Regions from separate parts of the Mus musculus genome. Here region 1 is linked to region 2. Evidence: chromatin loops called from intact Hi-C (ENCODE). Cell type or tissue: heart. All regions are shown on one strand. Each heading gives the region's core, and the rest is flanking DNA. Links, peaks and the distances in the headings are about the cores only. Region 1 has its middle 42 kb from the start of Cartpt. Region 2 holds the start of Mccc2 (methylcrotonoyl-Coenzyme A carboxylase 2 (beta)).

Region 1 (2,813 bases), core at 167-2,666, 160 kb after region 2:
ATCATATTTAAAAAGTAAATCTGCTGCAACCTTCTGATTCTCAGCCTTACACTCAGAGCCCACACAATTCTATATTCATAGAATAATGTTAGAATAATTATGAATTAATGTTCTTCAATAGAGTTTAGTGTACTTTTTCTGGGAAAATAGTAGACAGTATGGCTACAGACAGTAGACAGTATGACTTCAAGGGCCATGCACATGGCTCTACTCAAAACATAGCTACCTATGAATGGAAGTGAATGATAGTTGAATCAAATTTCAAACAATACTAAAACTCGAGTTTTGTATTATTTTCCATGTTATAACAATCCTTCCTGTTTTGCTTTTTCTTTTCTGACATTAAAAACGGAAAAAGCAATTCTTTGCTCTGGGTTCCCATGGAAGCAGCAGTAGGTTGGGTGTGACAGGCAGGCTATGGTGGACAGGGCCCAACCACAACCATGATAACGATGAAACTTTGTATTTGACCCGTATGAGCGTATGGGTCTCCATGTGCAGTGCATGCTTGAATATGAGCATATGAATATCAACACATCGCTGATCGTTCCTGGAAGGATTCAAGCTGTACGTGTGACTTGGAGTTCTGAAAAAACATGTAGTACTTTTACTGTGGGTGCATGTCTGTGCTCACATGCATAACTACACATGCGAAAAGAGAAACCTTTAAGGAAGGTAAATACGACAAAGGAGAACAATCTAAACAAGTCAACTCTGAGAAACCGGCGGCTCCGAAAGCCTCCAATGATAGAGCCCTACCTGGGCCTGCATGGACGTCCCAGTGCCCTCGCTGCTGCAGCGCATGTCCTTGTCATGGGTTTCTAGCAGACAAACACCCATCCTGGCTTCTGAGTCAGTTCTTGGTTGGAGCATTGATAATGGAGCATGCGGTGATCATCATAAACCGTGATTAGCGCAAGGGACACAAAAGATGTGAGGGAGATTTCCTAAGGAGTTGGTGATGTTGAAGCTTGGTGTGCGTGGAAGGGAGTGAAGAGTCACTCAAGTGTGAGCCAGGTTGTACCACAGATTAAACAGGAGGACTCTGGAAAGTCTGCAGAGCCTTGCCACTACCTGTATTTGACACTTAACAGACCTGGCCCGGCTGGATTATCTTGACTGCAGTGCCTCTTGCTTTTCAAGTCTGATGAATATAGAAAGATCAAGGAACACACTGGTCTTTGGGAACAAGGAGTTTTACCTAATGATGAGCCTGGGGAAGATAGAGTATTCATTACTGACTTGAAGCCCTGGGTAAATTTGAGAGATTATCTTCAGGTGCACAAGCCAAGTGCTACAGAGTGCAGTCCTCCACTGCCCTCTACTGCTGGAAGATGGCACTGCAAGCTGTTGGTTGGAGGTGTGTGTGTGTGTGTGTGTGTGTGTGTGTGTGTGTGTGTGTGTGTGTGTGTGTGTGTGTGTGTGTGTGTGTGTGTGTGTGATGTGCTTAGTGGGCAGGCTTATCCCTTAAGAATGTGCAAACCACGACAATGAGGAAAAGAATCTCAAAAGTTAAATAGCAGTTTTTGTGGAAGTTTTTATTTGCACACAGATGTTTCAGCTGACTTAGTTTTAATTGTCAAAATGTATACATTTTTTTTTTAATTCTTTTTTTGTTTGTTTGGTTTTGGTTTTGGTTTTGGTTTTGGTTTTGGTTTTGGTTTTGGTTTTGGTTTTGGTTTTGGCTTTGGTTTTGGTTTTGGTTTTGGTTTTGGTTTTGATTTTGGTTTTGGTTTTTGAGACAGGGTTTCTCTGTGTGGCCCTAGCTGTCCTGGAACTCACTTTGTAGACCAGGCTGGCCTCGAACTCAGAAATCCACCTGCCTCTGCCTGCTGAGTGCTGGGAATAAAGGTGTGTGCCACCATGCTTTGCTCAAAATGTATACATTTATGATGCTTAACCTGTTTTGATAGACATCATAAAATAGCTAAATCAAGCTAGTTAACATACTATGACCTAATACACTTAACTTTTTCATGGCAAGAGCACTTAACATCTACTCTTTTAGCAGCTTTCAAGTATATGTTGCATTGTTATTAACTAGGTATAGGTACCATTATACAGTCTCTTGAACTCATTGCTCCTATCCAGGTGAGTTTTGTACCCTTCGATCAGCATCTCTCCCTCACCATACACACACTGTTGCTGAAAAGCACTGGACCACACATTCTGGCAGCCACCATTCGACTCTCTGCTGTTAGGACTTGGACTTTTAAAAATATATATCCCAGGGAGAGTTGCAGTAGGAACGTCTCTTTCCTGGTTTAGTTCAGGTAACATAATGAACTCTAGGTTCATTCATGCTTCTATAGCTGGCAGGATTTCCTTTCACTTTTAGATAGCTGAATACTATTCTTCTGTATGGATATAGCACATTTCCCGTATTTGTTCATCCACTGATTGACACCTAAGTTGACTGCCATTATCTTCGCTGTGGTGCAATAGACCTGGGCATGATAATGTCTCTGCAGCACACTGATGTCATTTCCTTTGGCTCAGTTCCCAGAAGTCAGATTGTTGGATCATACCCTAGTTCTATTTTTAGTTTTCAGGAACCTGATTTTCCATAATGACTGTGCTGATTAACATGTCTACTAACAGTGTCCAAGGGGTCTCTTTTCCTTTCATCTGCTTGGTAACAGCCACTCTAATGGATTTGCATTTTCATGATGATTAGTCAAGCTGGGGAGGTTTATACATCCCTCTGGATCCTGTGTGTTGTTTTCTTTTGGGAAACAACAACAACAACAACAAAACGGTGTCTGTTCAAGTCTTTTGACTGTTTTTTGCTGGAGTTGTTTTCTTTTTCCGCT
Region 2 (2,813 bases), core at 263-2,762:
GATGTGGGCAGTTTGTAAAAGACCTCAGCTGTAAGGGCCTTTTTCCTGGCCTCTGGGCAACTGCACTCAGGTGCATATGTGTGTACAGTCCCTCGGGCATACACATCATTACAAGTACACTTTAACACCCTAACACTTCAATCCCAAGTATTCAGCCTAGCCTACAAACATGGGCACCATTACACAGACTCAGCAGCCCGCGTCGTGTAGTTATTCCCACCCGTGTATATATTTAAGGAATAAGCCATGAATTTGAGAGGCACCTGGATAGCAGTGGGAACTCTCGGGACCGGTAGGAGGGTCAAAGGTAAACAGTTTTAACTAAGTGAAAAGCAGAGGAAACATTTTGGGCACTTTTGCTTAGTCCACACTGCCTGCACACTCACTGTGTAGCCCGGGCTAAGGTTGAGCTGCTGATCCTCTTAATTGACCTTTTGAGTGCTGGAGTTGCTAGGAAATTATTTTCTTTTAGCCTCGTTGCCAGGAATAAATGTTTCGTTCAGCTCAAATGCTCTGCTTTGGTTTGTTTTCTTTTACATTTCTTGGATGCCATGTGAATCTTTAAGTTATTTTCCACATTACAAGATCTTATTTGGGGTCGGCTTGTAGCAAGATAGAATGCTTATGTCATGGTGAACTCACTTTGATTTGACTTAGGCCTTCGTTTTTCTTAGATTTTAAAAAAGCTGGCCATTTCTGGAGCTAGGGAGGGCTCAGTGGGTAAAAGCACTGGGTTGAGCAGGGGCAGAAGGATCAGAGGTTTCTAGCTGCACACCTCGCTGCAAGTTCAGTGAGAGACTTGGTTTCAAAGGAATAAGGCAGAGTAATGGCTTGATACTGACATTCTCCAGCTTCCATGTGTCCATGTGTGCTTCTGTACACACACCGTACCCACGTCTGTACACACAAAGTGCCACTCCTTCTAAATTAGCACCATTTAATATAGTAGGCATGTTTCACCTACTCTCTCTCTCCTCTGTGTGCATGTGCGCGCGCGCACACACACACACACCTAGAGCCTTTTGCATTCTAGGCAAGCGTTCTACCACTCAGCCCAACACTATTTGTATGATGACATTGTCTTCAAGATTCATGTTAAAACAGTTGGTTTCAGACAATGTCTCATTTTGTTGCCCACCCTAGCCTCTAAATTCTTCACTTAGTAGTCTGTGGACTCTTCACTTAGTAAGCTACAGAAACTTTGACAAGCCTTCTATCAATTGGTTTACCATAGTTTTCTGTGGGTCGGGCTTCTTTCTTGAAGCTGCAGAGTGGTAGAGTCTATGGTCCCCAAGGGAGACAGAGCGACCAAGCCTGGCTCCCATCTTAGTTATGTGTTTCTACCCAATCTGGCTTTTATTCGGGTGCTATTCTCCTACAGCATCTTTCCTCCTAGGGCACAGCCGACCCTCTCCTTAGCCTGTTCATCTTTCTGATGCTCCTGGCGCTTTTACTTTGCTCATGCTGTAGTAACACGTAAGCATTCAATAAAGTGTGCGAGTCAAAACAAAACAAAACAACACTAAGGCACTTCGCAGAGTGTTTTTAATCCTTATTGGTGTGAAGATCCCAGTACTGATGTCTACAATCTGTCACATTCTAAAAATGATCAGGTGTGCTGAAGCTCTGCAGTACATGGGCTAGAGGCGGGTGCATGCTTGTGACAAACGCTTCGGCAGGACAGCAGCCACTTATCTGTTCGCTCTACTCGGCCCAGTGTTCCTGGGCTCGCGATGGAACCTGGACTCGCGCAGCTGCTCTTCTGCGCCTCATTGGCGGAGTAGAGAGGCGTGGCGCGCAGCGCCGACCAATTGGAGGTGGTCTGCGATGGCACGTGTGCGGGGCTGGCCTGGGAGCTGATGGACCAGGGCTGGTGCTGCAAGGACTCTGGAGGAGCAGCCCCCAGGAGCTGCAGAACCGAGCTGCAGGGCCGCTCTCTTTCTCTTTTGGGTGTTTGCCATCGCCATGTGGGGCGCGCTGAGGTCAGCTCTGCGACCGTGCTGTCGGGCTGCTGTACCCCCGCAGCGTGCCTATCACGGGGACTCAGTGGCCCGACTGGGCACCCAGCCTGACTCGGCCTCCTCCACCTACCAGGTAGGTTGAGCGAGCGTCCTGGAGGCCTGTTCGCCTTCCTGCCCCGGAGTCATCGGAGGCCAGAGGGTGGGCATGCTTGGATCTCTGCTGTTCTTTCCTTTGCAGCTTCAGGCGTCATTCTGGGACTCAGTAGGGTCCTGTGAAGTTTGCAGAAGGAAGTCGTTCCAGTGAGATTTTAGTTCACTTTTAGGACTGGTACTGGCATTTTGTGTCACTCAAATCAGTGGTTCTCAAAACCCCACAAAGCATTGTCGCTTGGACAACTTACAAATGCCCGAGACCGGTTTGGCAACTTTGTAATCACGAAGTTGTGGTCCTCGTGTTTGCATGGCTGGGTATATTCTTTAGCGGTCTTGTGGCAGCCACCTTTAGGAACTACCATAGCACGATAGTTTACACTCTTCCGCTTAATAGTTATATTAACAATACACAGCTCACAATGTCTTTACATAGCTTTTCTTGGGACTGAGTGGCTTCCCCTGGCCAAAGAAGCAACTCATAATTTGTGAAGTATCAAAGCTGGAACATTTAAATCTGTTTCATGGCCTCTACAGATAACGTCTGAATTATTCATAGAACCAGCAGTTATTTGCCAGGGAAGAAGTTAACTTAGTTAAGCACTAAGTTGTTTGTGCGGTATTTTAAGTATTTGGCCTGGATGTGTAGGAATGAAAGTCATTTGGGGCTGGGAAACGTTAACTAGAAATCAGATAGCTGTG

Evidence for each region. Hi-C counts contacts between places; a loop is a spot of excess contacts. Peaks named below come from ENCODE experiments on the same cell type or tissue, not always from the same donor. Only the 100,000 strongest peaks of a DNase experiment are listed, where the experiment ranks them.
Region 1: it touches region 2 in a loop (2.7-fold over the local background); 7 of 42 quality-filtered maps call a loop at or near these places.

Annotation. Positions count from the first base shown.
Region 1 is chr13:99,857,773-99,860,585 of GRCm38, reverse strand. No RefSeq gene overlaps it. Among named protein-coding and RNA genes, the nearest start is that of Cartpt, 42 kb to the left of the region's middle. In heart, for the core only: a CTCF peak has its summit at 1,289 (motif pointing left); a DNase peak (open chromatin) is centred at 2,455.
Region 2 is chr13:100,014,667-100,017,479 of GRCm38, reverse strand. It overlaps Mccc2 (methylcrotonoyl-Coenzyme A carboxylase 2 (beta)), which reads left to right and starts at 1,841. Exons shown (of 17, transcript NM_030026.2): 1 at 1,841-2,094. The coding sequence starts at 1,966. In heart, for the core only: no CTCF peak of the experiment used is centred there; a DNase peak (open chromatin) is centred at 1,789; H3K4me3 peaks cover 1,903 bases; H3K27ac peaks cover 1,224 bases.